Regions from separate parts of the Mus musculus genome. Here region 1 is linked to region 2. Evidence: chromatin loops called from intact Hi-C (ENCODE). Cell type or tissue: left cerebral cortex. All regions are shown on one strand. Links, peaks and the distances in the headings refer to the core of each region. The heading gives the core; the rest is flanking DNA.

Region 1 (8,967 bases), core at 538-8,537, 66 kb before region 2:
CAATTAGCACGGCTGGTAAAAAGCTGAGCTGCCGAGGTGTTACCACCTTCAAATAGAGAAGTTAAATCAGGTCTCCCCCCATAATCGATAACAAGGAGTCTCAAACTGAAACGAAACACATCTCTTCTTTGTCACCGGAAAGATAACTATCCCAGCTGCCACTCAAGCAAGCTATGGCTTTAATGGCCTAGTAAAAGTGTTGCATGAAGTACTCAGAGGGGCTCTGATGATTTCTGTTCAAACTCTGAGAGGAATCTACCGCGGAGGCCTTGTGGGAAGGCACGCACTTAAAAGGTCATTTCACCAAGCGTTCCCCTTCGTGACCCCCATCACCATGAACTCTTAATTAATTACGGTTGTCCTAAAGTGAAAAAATACTTTCATAACGGAAGGGCGACCAATTCTCATACACAAGCCAACCACAAATCAGTCACAACTCCCTCAACACCGCCAAGGAGGTGTTCAATTTGTATCTGCGATGAAGTTCAAGTGTTGCATAATTTATACCTAGAATCCACTCAAATATATCTACTAAAATACCCACTCTGACCTTCACTCCCAATCCCAACTGCATTAGAGAGAGAGAGAGAGAGAGAGAGAGAGATCTATAAATCACTGAGGCACAAGCACCCAATCACAGCCCGCCTCTCCCAAAGCCAGGAAACGTTCTCCTTTTGATGAGTTCATCATTGCCTTGAACAGGTTATGAAAGCTGCTTGCATCTCGAGATAATACATCCAGAGGCTCTTACACCAAGATTCATTGTCTGCACAGGAGAGCTAGGTGAGCATGGCCAGTCTAGGTTCCACAGACCCTTCCATTTATCTGTACTCCAGAGCACCACCCTCAGACAGGGCTAGTGCCCTGCAGCAGACCTGCCCTCATAGTTGCAGGGCTAGCTTTCATGCCCTCAAAATCTCCTATCCAGGGGCATCAGGAGACAACTGCAAGCTTACACTGACTCTGCATTAGAGCAAAGCTTTGCCTTGCATTGGAAGACATTATGTTTGCTCTGTTTAACCATGGATGACCGTCCTTTAAAATTGCTCAGGGTTGCGTATGATATAGCTCAGTGACAGAATGTTTGCCTAACAAGGACAAGGTCCTAGCTTCAATCTCCAGCACGGAAAGAACTTAATGATTTTCAAACTGGTTGTACTACTGAGGCCAAAGATATGAAACTCACTACTCCAAATCCCTGCATGTGTGGAAAGCCAGAAGCCCTGTAATAAACAGGTGCCACGAAAAGGAGTTTCTTCCAATGGCTCCCAGGAAGAGCTTTGAAAAGGATCCAAGAGGAGCTACGAGAAGGACTTTATATCAACTGCCACCCAGCAGTGGGGTGCTTCAGGATTATCCTCAGCCAATCTGATGTCCATCCAGGAGACAACAGAAGACTCTGGGAAAGTGGCCAAGCTTGCTACAGAACAAGGACACCCCACGAGTCAGTGTCCAGAGAAAATGTTCTCAAGTTAACATTAATCTGTCCTATTCATGGGATATCATCAATGACCCCACGGTGGAGGCTTGGGCCTAGGCCCTATCTCCATAGGCCCTAAGGGCCATTATTATGATTGGTCCCTTGCAAACGTAGACATAACTTATGAGTGTTACAACAACAAGCCAGTTGCCCTGCCAAAAATTTTCAACCCAAATATAACACAAGAATCCAACAACAACAAAATCCATCTCAGCCACCAGATGCAGTAATTTAGATATGTTCTGCCACTGTGATGGTTTGTATATTCTTGGACCAGGGAGTGGCACCATTTGGAGGTGTGGCCTTGTTGGAACAGGTATGACCTGGTTGGAGTAGGTGTGTCACTGTGGGTGTGGGCTTAAGACTCTCACCCCAGTTGCCTGGAAGTCAGTCTTCCACTAGCAGCCTTTGGATGAAGACGTAGAACTCTCAGCTCTGCCTGCACCATGACAGCCTGGATGCTGCCATGCTCCCACCTTGATGATAATGGACTGAAGATAATGTAAGCCAGCCCCAATTAAATGTTTTTTATAAGACTTGCCTTGGTCATGGTGTCTCTTCACAGCAGTAAAACCCTAACTAAGACAGCCACCAAAGAGACAGATATAACCTACAGCTGTTGGTCCCTCTTTCCCCTCCCCCATGCCCACCCCTTTGCTCTACAGTATATCTCCCTGAATTTTTTTTTCCTTCACATGTTGAGATGTAGTCTGCATGGTGGAAGCAGGAGAGCAACACATTGACTTGATTCTTCATCTGTTCCTCTAGTCCTGGGTCAGGAAAACACCCCTGGCCTCTGCCACCCTACAGGACAATTCCTTATGGCCAGTGGGGGTCTAGAACCCCCAAGATATACAAAGAAGCCTTCCCAGGTCAAAGAGGTTCTTATAATCTTTTGAAGAATCTCCAAGTGTAAGAGAAGCAGACATTCAAAATATATAATGGAAGAGATGGCAGCTCAAGATGTCTCTTCACCCATATCAGCCTTTAGAAGTCCTGAGGTTCTGTCATCAACGCCAACTGTCCTAGGAAGGAGAATGGAGAAATTCAGAGGATGAGAATCAAGAAGTAATGGGGGCTGGAGTGTAGCTAAGGCAATAAGTGCTTGCTTTGCAAGAATGAGGACTAGAGCAAGATCCCCAGAGTCCACATAAAAGGCGCCAGGCAGGGTAGCACATGCTTGGTAATCCTAGTGCTTGGGAGGCAGAGATGGATCCCTGAAGCCTGCTGACCGACCAGTCTTGGCGAGTCTAGGGCCAGTGAGGGTCCTTGTCTCAAAATATGAAAAATACCAAAGGGTGTCCTCTGGACTCCACATGAATATGACACGCTAAATACATACATAGGTAATAAATAAAATAGGCACAGTACAAGACACAAAGGCCGGTGGAAATGAGGATACTACCAACGGCTAAAGCCATGTCCTGTACCCTCTTCCTTAAAGGAAGAAGCTGGGGCCTTCTGAATAAGAAGAAAAATCACACCTAGCATTTGCTAAGTGCTCCTTCAAAACCATTGTCTCTGAAAGATGTTAAAACAGATTCCACTGAGTCCATTTGCAGTCACCTGGAGCAAGAAGTGGTAAAAGGAAGTCACTAGCAAGGCTTTACGAAAAAGTCTTGTCAGTCTAGGCTCATCTGGCTGTGTGTTAAGTGTCAGGCAGGTACAGGAAAGCAATAGATGCTGTCCCTAGACCCTCCATTAGGCTGTAGGTTCTCCTGTTGCCAAAAGCAACCTTCGAATGAGAGACCTGGTAGCTGACGGCTGGAGAAGACAGAAAGTCTGCTTTGGGAATCAAAGAGGCAGACAGGGGACAGACAACAGAAAGAGAAGTGAGGTCAGTTCCCAGGCTGCCCCACTTGGGGGTCAACACAGTGTCCCAGCTTAGATGCCTGGGAAACTGAGGCCAAGCCTTCTGGAAGTCATAGTACACGGGTGGGATTGTAGTGGGAGGACGGGAAGGGAGGCCTTGAGTTTTATCTTTCTAAAAAGAAGGAGGAGGAAAGCCATGACCTGATATATTTTAAGTAATTACTCTCTTTGTGAGCTATGGAGGGAGGGAATTAGAAGACCAACTAAGAGCCTTGTAAAATCTCCCAGAGAAGAGGAAGCAGAAGGAATGATCAGCCTCTGGATATGTGTTTGGGTAGAGGACCTAGGAGTCAGAAGCGCATTCACCTGGGACACAGGAGAGCATCTCTAGGTGCTTGGTCGGAGCAATGGCGCAGCTCTTTATCAAATGACAGAGACTAGAGGAAGGGTAGCTTGGGGGAGGGGCCACCCACAGTCCAGGCTACATGGATGGATGTTTCTTCTGGGCACCCAGGTAGAAAGGCCAAATCAAGCAGACGGCCACAAGAAAGTAAACTATGTCTTTATTGGGTGCTTATGGCAAGATTTATGAAAACATTTGTCTTATCACCATTTTCCTATCAGCCTCTAATAGAGAGCATAGTCTTCCATGATAGCTGAGCAAGGCATCTCTAGAAGCAGCCTTGTGGGGTAGGAAATGTCTGAAAAGATGCTTTGTTCAGGGACCTAATGGCATGTATGCCTTACTGAACCCAGAGAGGCAGGCAGTAATTACTCTCACAAGGACCTCCGCCTGCCTCTCTGCCTCTCTCCATCCACTACGATCCTAGGCTTGCCTTTGCCAAGAGTGAGCATTGTGGTTGCATTTCTTCCCTGGGGCAAGATGGTCCAGAGGTAGGGCTGATAATTACTACCAAAGGAAAGAGACAGATAAATTCCCACCCAGATCCATGACCGATTCAGTGGTATTTGGAGGCTAGTCACTAAATAACTTAAAACCTGTAATGTTTCTGTCTCACTCCATCTATGTTCCCAACACCTCCTAATATGATATAGGCATGTAGTAGGTGTTTAAGAAAATCCCCACAGGGGCTGGAGAGATGATGGCTCAGCAATTAAAGCACTGGATGCTCTCACAGAGGTCCTGAGTTCAGTTCCTAGCAACCGCATGGTGGCTCACAAGCATCTAATCTGGGATCTGATGCCCTCTTCTGGCATGCAGATAGAGCACTCATATACATAAATAAATCTTTTTTTTTTAATCTCCCCAAAGGAATGACCCCATCTACATAAAACCAGTGGGCGCCATCTTGTGGAAGACTGTACAGTAACAATGGCCTAGATTCCAGACACCAGGCTGACAGGAAGGGAACCCTGACATGGACTCTGAAGCTAAGGGCACTGCTTGAAATGACAGACTTGGAAACTTTCCTTGAAGCTGTGTGTACACAATACAGCACACTTTTTTACTTAGATTCATGTAAGGGCATTGGAGATGATGGTGCGGGCAGGGAGGGGCAGCTATACCCATTCTCACAGGCCAGCCCTTGGCACTGCCCTTGAGTCTGCTTGATACCCAAAGCATACCCAAAGCAGCCAGATCAGTTCTCCACTCTCCTGCCCAGCAATACCTTTATGAGCCTCGCCTGGGTCTCCTCATTGCCTCGGAGAGGGGCAGAAACGGCCACCGACTGTTCTCTGTTTACTGGTTTCCCGGTGGGTCTGTGCCCCTTACTTTCCCAGCAGTTTCTTTTGTGTTGTTGTTGTTCTCAGCTCTTCCCAGGAGTCTAGCCCAGGCCACCAGGAGGCACTATTAGCCAGGAACACACAGTCCTAGTGACTGCTTAGGCGTCACAGAAACCTGCAGTTTATACAGCTTGTCAGACTCACTCAGAAAAGAAAGAATTGGAATTACAAACTTAGATGCAAACACAATTGCTTATTAAGAATGGGAAATCACAACAAAGCATCACATTTCAAATGCCCAGCTCTCTTTCTGATGAAACTTCTGTACAAGTACCAGAAATGCCCACCCCTGTATTCAAATCGGCTGGTCTGACCTCCTCTCCGTCCATCCCAACCCACCCTGCAACACCAGCGAGTCCATCTAGAGTCACGATCAGTACATTTCACCGGGGTTCTGTCCCCTGACTCCAGATCAGGCCCATGCATGTTCCCAAAGGCAACTCTCTGTCTCATGGATAGCACTCAACGGAGCCGATGAGCTGATGGTGACACCCAGGGGCTTAGAGATGTTGGTCCTGGGTTCCAGCGCAGGTGAGTCCACACGGGATGCCCTGGGAGGCACTCCTACCATCTTTTCACCTTAGAAGCCAGACTCCCTTCCCTCCCTCTCCCTCTCCCCTCTCCTCCTTTGGCTGGGAACTGGAAGCTAAGGGTCCAAGGTATAGAATGCCCGAAACAACAGAGAAGTGGTAGAGATGCGTGTTCCGTTCCCATGGTAACAGAGAGCGACTTAAACTCGAGATTGGAAGGGTGCAGTTGACTCGCGGCCAGGATCCAAGATTGGGTAAGAGCTCTGAAGGCCAGGCCTGGGCTCCTCCAGCCTTTGGGCCCTGGAAAGGAAGAAGCAATGGAGAGAGAGAGTCCAGGGTGGCAGAGTCCAAGGATAGCAACGGGATATGCCAAGTACCCAGACCCCTTTGTTGCTTGTTATTTTGTCTGTTTTGTTTTTTCTACTCCTGCACTACCTTGATCTTTCTGTTTCCTGCCTTGACACCATCCTCCCCCTGTGAAGAGTGGTGTTCTACTGGTCCAGTACAAATAAAGGGGTGGGTTCGTCTCCTCCAGAGAATCCAGGCACTGAAAAGAATCCTCAAATTAAAACTTGTCTTGCCCAGGCCTACCCCTGGGACTCAAAGCAGGTCACTCAGGTTTTTTCTACCACCACCACCACCACCACCCACCCACCCACTCACCCACCCCTGCCTCTCACTTTTGGGAGGTTTGAGAGAAACAGCACCCCCCTACCTAGCCTGGGGGGGGGGGGTCAAGAGGGAGCAGAGCCAAAGCCAAAGGTTGGCTTTTCACAAGTGTTCTGTACCGATGACTGCAAGCTCAAAGTCACCCCCTTTCAACGGCCAAATTCCAATATATTTGAAATCCTATTTGTTAAAAGAAAGCAAATAAGTAAATAAGCCCTAGACAATATTCTCAGCAGGGCACTGGGTGTCTGTTTGTAAAGGCTACAGCAATTGGTGCATGAGGGTTTAGTGAAGCTTTGGGAATCTAGAGTTTGTCCCTGGCATGTTTGAAGGTGGATTCAGACCAGCAAAACAGAAGCAGCCATCAGTAGTCCCCCTCAAGAGGAAAAGCAGCTGCCTTCCAGCAAGGGCCCTGCCAGAGAGCTAAATAACAGGACTTATAAACAGTTCCAGACAGCAGTGTTCCAGATTCGCAGAACACTGTAGGACTCCCCATGACGGAAGTGAGATCTGCCCCCTTGTTTCCTGCAGGTTTTCTAAACACCTGCTTCCAGAATCCCAGGGAAGCCCAGGGGTCCCAGGGTTCACTCAACGATGTCTTCATCCACTCCTGGCTTCACTGTCTGAGCCCATCACTCACCCCATTGGAAGGTTAGGTGGATGAAACATCCAAACCATTTGCAGTCAGTCTCCTGTATGCCTCTCTTCTGCAGCTCATTAATTCAGTGTACAAACTTCTGTTGAGAGCTCACAGTAAGCCAGGCATTGAGGTGGAATTGCATCCTGTGAGTGAGGCAGATGTGCCGACAGATGTGAGACTTGCAGAGGTACAGTGTGAGAGCTGGGGGGGGGGGGGGGTAAAGACACACTTTCTCTACACAAACCTAGAAACAAGAACAGCCTGGGGGAGCAGGCCCCAGATTCAGGACTGATCATGTGACCAAGGCTTGCTCTAGCTCTGAGGTGCCAGTGTCATGTGATTCCATTGCCTGAATTCTTGCCCTCTTACTACTAAATACAAGCCAGATTGACTCTTAGTATTGATTGATGTAGCACTAATAGCAGAGACTGTGTTGTAGTTTAAATGTTAAATGTCCCCTGTAAGCTCATGTGTTTGAACACTTGAGTCCCAGATGGTAGCGCTGTTCTGGAAGCTGGGGAGCCTTTGGGACTTAGGATCACTGGAGGTTTTACTTGCTTCTGGTCCCAGTCTGTGTTCTCTGCTTCCTGCTTCAGGCTTTGTGTGAAGAACCCGCCAAGCACCCCTACTGCGGTGGGACTCCCTGTCATGCCTCCCTTACCACGGTAGACTGATCCTTCTGAAACCGTGAGCCAAGATGAATCTTCCCCTAATTTATTCCTGTCAAGTATTACGTCACAGCAATGAGAAAAGTGGCTGAGTCACCCCTGATGGGCACATCAAGTCTGACAGGAAAGACGCAGGCAGAGTTTTTAATGAACTGCCTTGTCTGATGTCCTCAGGTCTGTTGGAAGGCATCTCACAATTACCTACCCCAGCTCAAGGCTTCCTTTGCACTGAGCCAGGGAGGAGCTCTACCCTCTGTCTCTCCTGATACATCTACTAAGAGGACCCTGAGCAGAAAATCCTTCACCCTTCTGAGATCTCAGCCAATGGTGTGGATCAAACTAGTCCTGGTTTCATTCTTTCATTTGACCCAGTCCATCTTGGGAGGCACAACTGTGACAGTGCAGGATCAACCCCACCTGTGTTCTTCCTGCCCCACCAAAAAGAGGCTGATTTTGTTGTCTTTCAGTGCAGTCCCTCCGTGATGATTAATGTAGTTGTCAACTTTCCTAGATTAAAAACCACCGAGAGATGGTAAAGAGCCCTTCTGTTTCTATGAGGATGTTGCCACAGAGTAATTGCATGGGAACTGTAAATAGAGAAAACCCTACTTTGAGTGTGTGCACCAGCACCCAGTAGGCTGTAGGCCCTTAGAACATGGAGCTGAAGAGAGCAAAGGCAGCTCTGCTCCCTTGCTACGTTCCCAGGAGATACATCTCTGCGCTGTCTCCGGCAGACACCAGACTCCCAGTTCTTCAGGCTTTGAATACACACTCATGATGATGCTTGCACAGGGAGTCAGATTTCTCTCTCTGTCTCTCTCTCTGTCTCTCTCTTTCTCTCCCTGTCTCTATCTTTCTATCTTTCTGTCTCTATCATTCTGTCTCTGTCTCCCTGTCTCTCTGTCTCTCCCCCAACCCCCCACCCCCCACTGCTTTCAGCTTCCGGACTTATTTGTTTCTGTGGCTCTCCATGCCCATTTGGAGTCATTTGGTCTCTGGTTGTACACAGCTTTTTCATCTCTTCTTACAATTATGTGTTATGTGTTATGTGTGTGTGTGTGTGTGTGTGTGTGTGTGTGTGTGCGCGCCTCTCTATGTAGAGACACATTTACCTTCTACTGACTGTTTCTGCTGAGCCCTGACTTAGACACTCTGAGCTCCAGTGTGGAACTCAGAACCTATGGCCCTCTTTACTGATGCCTTATCCTTTTAGGAGAAGATGATGCTTGGTGGCCCACCTCAAATCCTGAACCTATCCTCAACCCCCAATCCATAGATCTTTCGTCCTACAGTTTCAGCTCGACGCTGGTTCACAACTTTCTGTCATGCAATCAGACCTCAGCTATGTGTATGGTCTACACTCACCCATGGCTGGACACTCATTGCCCCAGGAGAAGGCAGCCTACGGCCGTAATCCTGGTC
Region 2 (8,806 bases), core at 807-8,806:
CACTGTACAACGGTCACGTCCTCGCTTCTTTGGAAAGGCTATCTGAACACCCAATGTACATATAATACACAGAACTGGAGATTATGGTTTATCACATAAGACATGTATTTAAAATAGTAAGTACAATCTTCCTAACTCGTTCATTTCATAGCAAAGAAAAAATATGGACCCTCTTACCTCTGAGTTTCCCAAAATACAGAGTAATATGCTCTACCAAGCAACGGCCACCACCAATTTAAACTGGGCTGAGAAACTGGCCTGTTGCATCGGGATGGGTCACCCACGTGCAACTGTGCAAGAGGCTGTTCCTGTCCCTTCACCTGCACCATGAGGTCATCTGCCCTATTTCAGAGCCCTCAGCACTGTCCCACCCTACAGACGACGGTCTGAGTAACTGAACCAAGAAACTGGCTACATTTATTGTAACACCAGGGTCAAAGCCAATCCAATCCCAAATTCAAAGAGGAATTTGTAGGGAAATTCACAGATGCTTATAGTCCTTTGACTTTTGACTGGTGTCATATTTAAGGTACGGGCAGCGTTTGCCACACTTAGGTGTTCAGCTATGGCAGGACTGGGGATGCCGGACGGCTAGTGTCTAGGACAACATAGGCAACCAAAGAGTATTCACTTTATAAAGAATGACTGCAACTAAGCTCCATCCATGAGCCCACTCCCCACAGGCCGCCTCCTCTCCAGGCTGTGCCACGCTAAAACCTCTTCACTGGTCACTCCCACTCACACACTGGTGCCGGCACTGTGGCGATCCCCATCATCAAGATACACCTCTCTAGTGAGGAGGATGCAGTTCAAGGAGCCTTATAGGAGGCCTTGGCTTCTTGCAACTGCCCCTGCCTTGTGTCAGCCCACAGAAAGATGACAGCCTGAGTCCAGGAAAAGCTAGATGCCTTCTTGGCAGCAACCATCCGATTCCAACTCAACCTCGCTCGACCCAGCATGAGAAGCTCTGCATCGGGACACAGAAGGAAGAGTTCTTCAAGTCACAGCGTCCGAGGAATGGCCGGGGTGAATGCCTTGCTGAGACCCGGCAGCTTTCCAGTCAGCTGAGTTCCTATGAGTGCATCACACTAGTCACTACTGTAACCTACTTTATTGCACAAGCTGTGTGAAGGAACATTTCACTGTGAATTGTGGCCCCCTGTCGCTTCTCTCCACTGCTGGAGACCAGTTCAATGAGGCAGCTATCCCTGCTGTCAGTCTTTGGCATTTTGATCTTCTCTGGCTCACCCAGGTTTCCTTCTGCAGGCTGCACATCCATGTTCTACAGGAGCCGTCCCACATGGGGGTCTTGGGCATCCTGCAGGCTGCAGGACTCCTCAGGCCTCTCCTGTGGGACAGACTGCTGACACTCGTGGTCCACTGGGACTACTTTGAAACTGACAGCAGGAGGTTCAGCTGAAAAGCAACAGGGATGCCTGGGTTAGCCTGGGTTAGCTGTACTGTGGACTTTCGCTCTCAGAAATCTCCAGTCTCAGAAACATGAGGGGGAAAAGCCCGAGAAGTTATAGCCACTGGATGTCCTGCAGGGAGCTGCATCCTCTGCCAAGTCCAAGCCTCAGGTCACTCCCAGTACAATGACGGTGACAGCAAAGCAATAATCAAATAATAAATAAGCAAATGCACCACACAACCCAGGCCACCCTTCTCTACCCAGTTTTGGAAAGCACCATTGTAAGCTGAACTCTTTAAATGAGGATTTTGTTTGTTTATTGAAGGTATAGCCCAGGCTAGCCCTAAACTCAACATCCCCCATCCCAGCTTCCTTGGTGCTGGACTGTGAATGGCATTTTGATTTGTTTTGTCTTTCTTTTAAGATGGAGTCATGTAGGCTCACACTCCTCGTTTAGCTGAAGGTGACCCTTACTTTCTGATCTTCTAGGCAGGTTGCAGTTTACGGGGTGAACCCACGGCCTCTGCCCTTGAGGGAAGCACGCTACCAATGAGCTTCACCAGCCCTCCCAGATTTGTAAATGGCCAGAGCAGGCATGCTCGGTGGGCTTTGGCCGTGAACTAACTCTCCTCACAGGTGCAGGTTTGATCCCAGAAACCACACAATAAAAGGATCAACTTGCCTAGGTTGTCCTCTGTCCTCTAACATACACACTGTGACACACACAAAACACACACTAAATAAATGTACTAAAAATATTATAAAATTAAGTAAAGTTGGGGCTGGAGAGATGGCTCAGCAGTTAAGAGCACTGACTGCTCTTCCAGAAGTCCTGAGTTCAATTCCCAGCAAACACATGGTGGCTCACAACCACCTGTAATGGGATCTGATGGCTTCTTCTGGTGTGTCTGAAGTCAGCTACAGTGTACTCATATACATAAAATAAATAAATCTTTTAAAAAAAATAAGCAAACTTAAAGTGGGGAAACTTTCTAACTACTAAAGTCTATGTTTAGTGGTATACTCACACAGAAAATGGTCACCTCAAATGAGCTATTTTTAAAAAACATTTAGAGGCTAGAGGGAAGACTCAGTGGCTAATAACACAGATTGCTCTTCTAGAAGACCTGAGTTCTATTCCTAGCACCCACATCAGGTGGTTCACAACAACTGAAACTCCAGCTTCAAGGGATCTAATACCCACGGCCTCTCTAGGCACTCATGTACACATGAGTACACACACACACACACACACACAATTTTAAACAATTTTTAAAAAGTTTAAAAGATTTAGCTTGGCAGCAGTAGCACACGCCTTTAATCCCAGCATTTGGGAGGCAGAGGCAGGCGGATTTCTGAGTTCGAGGCCAGCCTGGTCTACAGAGTGAGTTCCAGGACAGCCAGGGCTACATAGAGAAACCCTGTCTCAAAAACTGTAGAACACTAGAAGAAGAAGCATTCTAAAGTCTTTTTCCAATGTGACTCCAACGATCCACACATAGCAGCTATAAGAAAGAAAGGGAGGGAGGAGAAAAGAGAGGAAGGAGGGAGGGAGAAATGGAGGGAGGGGCGGACAGACAGATTGGAGAGATGGCTCAAGTGGCATATTTGTCGCTCTTTTTTTTTTAAGATTTTATTTTATGTATATGAGTACACTGTAGCTGTACTTCAGATATATCAGAAGAGGGCGTCAGATCCCATTACAGATGGTTGTGGGCCACCATGTGGTTGCTAGGATTTGAACTCAGGACCTCTGGAAGAGTAGTCAGTGCTCTTAATTGCTGAGCCATCTCTCCAGCCCCACTTGTCGCTCTTATAGACAACCCCAGTTCAGTTCCCAGCACCCACATCCTGCAGCTTACACCACCACTCCAGCTCAGCAGATCTGATACCCTGCTTTGGCCTCCAGACACCTACACACACACACACACACACACACACACACACACACACACACCTACACACACACACACACACACACACACACACACACACAGAGAGAGAGAGAGAGAGAGAGAGAGAGAGAGAGAGAGAGAGAGAGAGAAACAAGACCCAGACATATACAAATAATTCAAATTTTTAAAAAATTAAATCTAAGAAAAAAACGTTAAAAAGCATATGCTGCAATATGGCTGAACCCTGAAGGTATCCTGAGTGACAGGCACCAGTTAGGAAAGACAACGTGTGATACCACACAATGAGATGCCCAGAATACACAAATCCATAAAGGCTAAGGAGAGACTGGGGGGGGGAGGAGGGCGGGCTGGAGATTCTGTTAACTGTGAAGGGTTCTTTAAAGGAAAGAAAATATTCCAGACTCAGATGCTGGGGATGGCTGCACCACCCTGTTAATACAGCACAAACCACTGAGCTCCACATTGTAGCAGAACTTGGTGGTCTATGAACTGCGCCTCACTGAAGAGTACAAATCTCCCTCCAGCTCGCTCCCCATTACAGTAATATCCCTAAAACTATCTGCATATGCAGTCTCGTGTCCTCGCCTCCCGTCTGCACTCACACTTCACTAAGGCTCAACAACCTGACCCCCTCCAAGATTCTCTAGGCCTAAAGACAAAAAGTAAGTTATTCTCCAAACTGCCAAGCCATTCCTAATGAAGCTCCTGACTGAGCTGAACAATGAAATGAATGCTGACACAAACTGGCTCTCTCATTTAGGTTTTTAAATTTAGAAAGAAGGAAAAACACAGAGGTCCATCATTGATTCTAGTTCCTAAAATAACTCCCACTTCAGGCACTGTGTTGGCCCGGGTTTAAACAGCTGACTCAGCACGCTGATGCACTACGACTTTCACAGACAGGTCGATCATTACCAGGATGAATTAAACAAGCAACTAACCACCCACACAGTTAGAGGCATCAACTCAAGGTTTAAACTCTTACTCATTAAAGTAAAACAATGTATAAGTTGTGAACTTAAAAGTAGAAACATGTTTGCTTAAACATACTATCTGCTCAAGTAAAATAATCACAGGCCTAAGGCCATCAGGCCTTCTGTCTGTGGGTCTGTGGGTACCTGTTCCATGGAAGGACAAGCAATGATTTGGATGTCTTCAGAACTGAACTCTTCCTTTAGCAGAGCGTGGAACTTCTGGAAGACTTGCTGAATGTTATTCTTAGAAAGGAGGAGAGATCATATCAGACAACCCAGGGATGTATGCACACGCTATAAACAAGAAACACTGAGAGTATTAAATCATCATGGTTCTTACCAAAATGAGTGGAGGAAATATATTTTTATGAGATTACCAAAGACATGTAATTTGTACTTTAATATTTTACATGCTAGCACAACCTGATGGAGACTTATTGGATAATTCCTGGAAACATTAAACTCTCATACATCTTACCCCCCACCCCCAAGAATAATAAGTCTTCAGCAATTTCTTACACAAAAGATAATAAAACTTCAAGACACATAAAATGCACTTAAAAAAAAAATCAACCATGCCTTGGGTAAAGCCATGAACTCAACACGAACTGGAAGTTATGAGTCTTAAATCTGCTCTGACACGTAATCCCTTGGTGGCTGTTGCAAACCATTTATTTCCTCTACTCACTAGTAAAACGGGGCATAAATTCTGAAATGCTGCTCTCCCATTGTTGGGCCACAGTGCAATGTACAGATCTATTTTTTCTTATTTATTAATTTCTACCTTTAAAATGAACAAAAATATTAGGACAAAGTGGGTGAGGCATAAGATATAACCAGATAGATCAGGCTCTTAAGCCTCTGAGATCACAGCGAATACCAGCCTCACTAACACTTTGCAGTGTCTATAGGAAGAGAACTCGATAGTAAGAAAAGCACACTTAGGATGCCAGGCAGCGAACTCCCACCCACTCACCCTGACAGGCTTAAACAAGATGAACTCCGTGTCCTTATTGGACAAATACAAAGCCATGCTTCTCAGTGTCAGCGGCAGCTTCGTCTTTATTGTCTTGTAGGCAGTGGCCACGAGGTCATTGACCTTTGCTGCAAAGAAATTACCCTTGTTAGTGTCACAAAAAAGGGGAGAAAATTACCATTTTAATTCAGAGGGGAATACTGAAAAATAGCAAAAAAAGAAAACAAAAACTTTTCCCACCATCTTGTTATTTTTAAAGTTTGCTCATAAGCCCTTCAAACATTCATTAAGTATATGCTACACACAAACTCTAAGCCACAAGGGCTAATGCAGCCAAAAGCATGATTCAGGATGGTCATAGAGGCTGGAATTTGTGCCTCTGAAATGTGGAGGTAGAAAAATAAGGTTTAAAAAATTCCTGTTTTTTTAGAGAAGCAGTAGGAGTTAATTAATAAGAACCAAGCCTCTCAATGTGCAAAAACTAACTCCCAGGCCTCTGTCTCTCACTGGTTTGCTTGGGTCACTCAGAAGAGTCTTATCTATCTATTCCTGTCAAGGCAGAACTATGTACCCATTTATTACATTCTTATACTTCCTTGAGCTCCAGTTGTCTGCAAGTAAAGTATCTACATACACAGCCCAAGTGCAGCGTCTGACAGGGCAACATGGAGGTGAGTGTAGTCGGTCATTGGAAGGAAATGAATCAAGAGGGGATTCCCTAGCTAGTCACAAAGAAAAAGCTTTATAATATCCACAATGTACAGCCTCACTCAAAAGTCAATACAAATAAACCAGTGAGACACTGGCAAAAGGATTCAGAGCTCCGTGTTTGAGAAGGTGTAGAGAAATAGGAAAACAGCCTTCTACTTCCTTTGGTTCAAATAAAAAATATTCAAAGGAAAAAAAAAAAATAAAACAAAAGACAACAAGCCAGGTGCGATGGTGGACACTTGCAATCCCAGAAATCCACAGGCTGGACTTGTAACAAGCCTGGGTGGTTTGTCTCAAAAACTAGTAAAATGGAAATCCACAGATATTAAGGGACAGTGTATCTTCATCAGGTGTTCATGGGAGTATAAAGTGTTTCAACTTGAGGGCCTGTTAGACAATATCCTGAAAGGTTAAAAATAAACCCTTTCACTTAACTACTGAAAATATTCACAAGATACAAAGAAGACACATGTATATAAATCATTTACTAATGAGTTTATGGAAAACCAAAGTGAAACATTAAGTATATCCATTAATAAACTAGGTGAGAGACTCATGGTGTAGTGAAGAGAATGAACAGCTGAGCACACTGGTGTCAAAGGCTGCACACCACACAGGAAGTGACCATGGGGATGGTACATCTCACCTGATTAACCAAGTCCATGTGTGCCAGTGCACATAGAAAAACAATCTGGGGACAGACGCTACAATCATGGCTATATTTGAGAAGACTAGTTTGCAGGTACAGAACAGTAACTTTTTGTTTTATACCTTCCCATAGGTCAATCTACATTGTGTAAAAAAGTTTAGCTGACAGAAGACTGGGCAAAAACATGGTAGGAAAGTACCAATGCTCTCAGGAATTGCTTATTCTTCACTAAATAAATGAAGGCTCCTTCCAGGTACCTCCTCCCTAGATTCTAGTTCCATCGTCACTAAAATACTTTAGAGGTCACTGAACTGGACTTGGAGTGGGTGCTCAGGCTTGTGAAAACAGTGCCCATCAACTTCTAAAAAAGATGTATTTCCAACCTTCAGTTAACAAAAACAGCATCTTAATTTGTAACTCATTCTGCGGGAGTGTGGTTATCCTGACATGATCTCCCCAGAACCTGAGCTGAGGGCAGAGGGCCCAACAATTTCTAGACTGCTGTCCTTGATCTACCATAAGAGGCCCATAAATCTCTCTGACAGTCAAGTAAGGGCTTTATTCATTACAGATCATGAAAAGCCAACTCCATACTTCCAAGGTGGCCAAAGGAGAAGAAGATAGATTTACAAGATAATGAAGGACCCCACTTAGATTGAAAAAAAAGTCAAGTGACAAAACAGTGTGTCCCACTCCAATCTGTTCTGTCATTTACTATGTTGCTAATGAAGCCCAGGATACCCCAACTCAGAATTGTTAGGATACAATTTTGCAAAAAGAACAAAAAAAACAAAAACCAAAAAAACAAAAGAAACCCACAGACCCTACCTCAGGAGAAAGGGTCTTTCCAGAAAGGAAAAAACAACCGTTAGCTAATCATCAGGTCAGCTTAGCTGTACTGCCATGCCATGCCTGTTGCCAGTGGTTTCTATTGTAAGAAAGATGTATCATGCCCCAGAGTTCCATTTACATAAACATGCAGAATGCAAGCCAGCTCCTGCTTCTAAATAAGCACTGTAGAAGACTAAAATCTTAAGCCACGGGCTCAAATTAATTCAAGATCAAGAGAATGTCCCCAAGAGCCATGCTGCCTAGGCACTGCAGTGTCCTGACTGTGAAGACCCATAGTCATGGCGGCCTGTTATTAGAATGACACATTGGACAATGTCATTCGATCAAGGGGTCTTTGTTTTTCAAAGATGCCACAGATGTCAATCTCAAATACAAGAAAAATGTTTGAAATCAAGGAGAGAGTAAAAGATTCATCTCCACCACAGGCACTAAACAGGTGGCAGCACACCCTCAATGTATACTGTACACGATGTATACTGTACGCCATGTATACTGTACGCCATGTATACTGTACGCCATGTATATTGTACGCCATGTATACTGTACACCATGTATACTGTACACCATGTATACTGTGCACCATGTATACTGTGCACCATGTATACTGTACACAATGTATACTGTACACGATGTATACTGTACACAGTGTATACTGTACACCATGTATACGGCACACCGTGTATACTGTACACAATGTATACTGTACAGCATGTATACTGTACACCATGTAAACTGTACACAATGTATACGGTACACTGTGTATACTGTACACAATGTATACTGTACACCATGTATACTGTACACCATGTAAACTGTACACGATGTATACTGTACACAATGTATACTGTACACCATGTATACGGCACACGATGTATACTGTACACGATGTATACTGTACACCATGTATACGGTACACTGTGTATACTGTACACGATGTATACTGTACCCGATGTATACTGTATGCGATGTATACTGTACACAATGTATACTGTACACAATGTATACTGTACACAATGTATACTCAAGGGGCCTTTGAATAAACCATCTCCTTCCAAAAAGAACTGATGTGGATTTGTACATCTCCCCAGGAGATAGCACCAGCTACTTCTTAGTTCAACTTTAATAAATTAAGGAACTTATGGCTGAAAATTTTGGAGACAGAATAGCTTCAATCAAAAATTTTATATGGTATTAAAATCTGACTTATAGAAAATTGTAAAATAAAACATACTTCTTACTTTCCTACCCACAAACTAGTCCATCTCTCAAAGATGGTTAACCACCTTATGACTTCTTCACCAAACCGTAGATAAACGT

The links. A loop is a pair of places that touch in the nucleus more often than their neighbours do. Peaks named below come from ENCODE experiments on the same cell type or tissue, not always from the same donor. Only the 100,000 strongest peaks of a DNase experiment are listed, where the experiment ranks them.
Region 1: a loop joins it to region 2, with 2.1 times the contacts of the local background. A loop is called at or near these places in 4 of 42 quality-filtered maps.

The regions. Positions count from the first base shown.
Region 1 is chr14:75,636,467-75,645,433 of GRCm38, forward strand. Erich6b (glutamate rich 6B) reads left to right here and starts at 5,756. Exons shown (of 13, transcript NM_001369022.1): 1 at 5,756-5,822. Gm36219 (a long non-coding RNA gene) reads right to left here. Exons shown (of 6, transcript XR_383598.2): 2 at 6,878-7,020; 3 at 6,004-6,115; 4 at 5,378-5,868; 5 at 4,924-5,153; 6 at 2,375-2,505. In left cerebral cortex, for the core only: CTCF peaks have their summits at 4,523 (motif pointing left) and 5,115 (motif pointing right); DNase peaks (open chromatin) are centred at 4,599 and 5,066.
Region 2 is chr14:75,702,645-75,711,450 of GRCm38, forward strand. Cog3 (component of oligomeric golgi complex 3) reads right to left here. Exons shown (of 23, transcript NM_177381.3): 21 at 5,278-5,405; 22 at 4,446-4,544; 23 at 1-1,416. The coding sequence ends at 1,387. Among named protein-coding and RNA genes, the nearest start is that of Cog3, 47 kb to the right of the region's middle. In left cerebral cortex, for the core only: no CTCF peak of the experiment used is centred there; no DNase peak of the experiment used is centred there.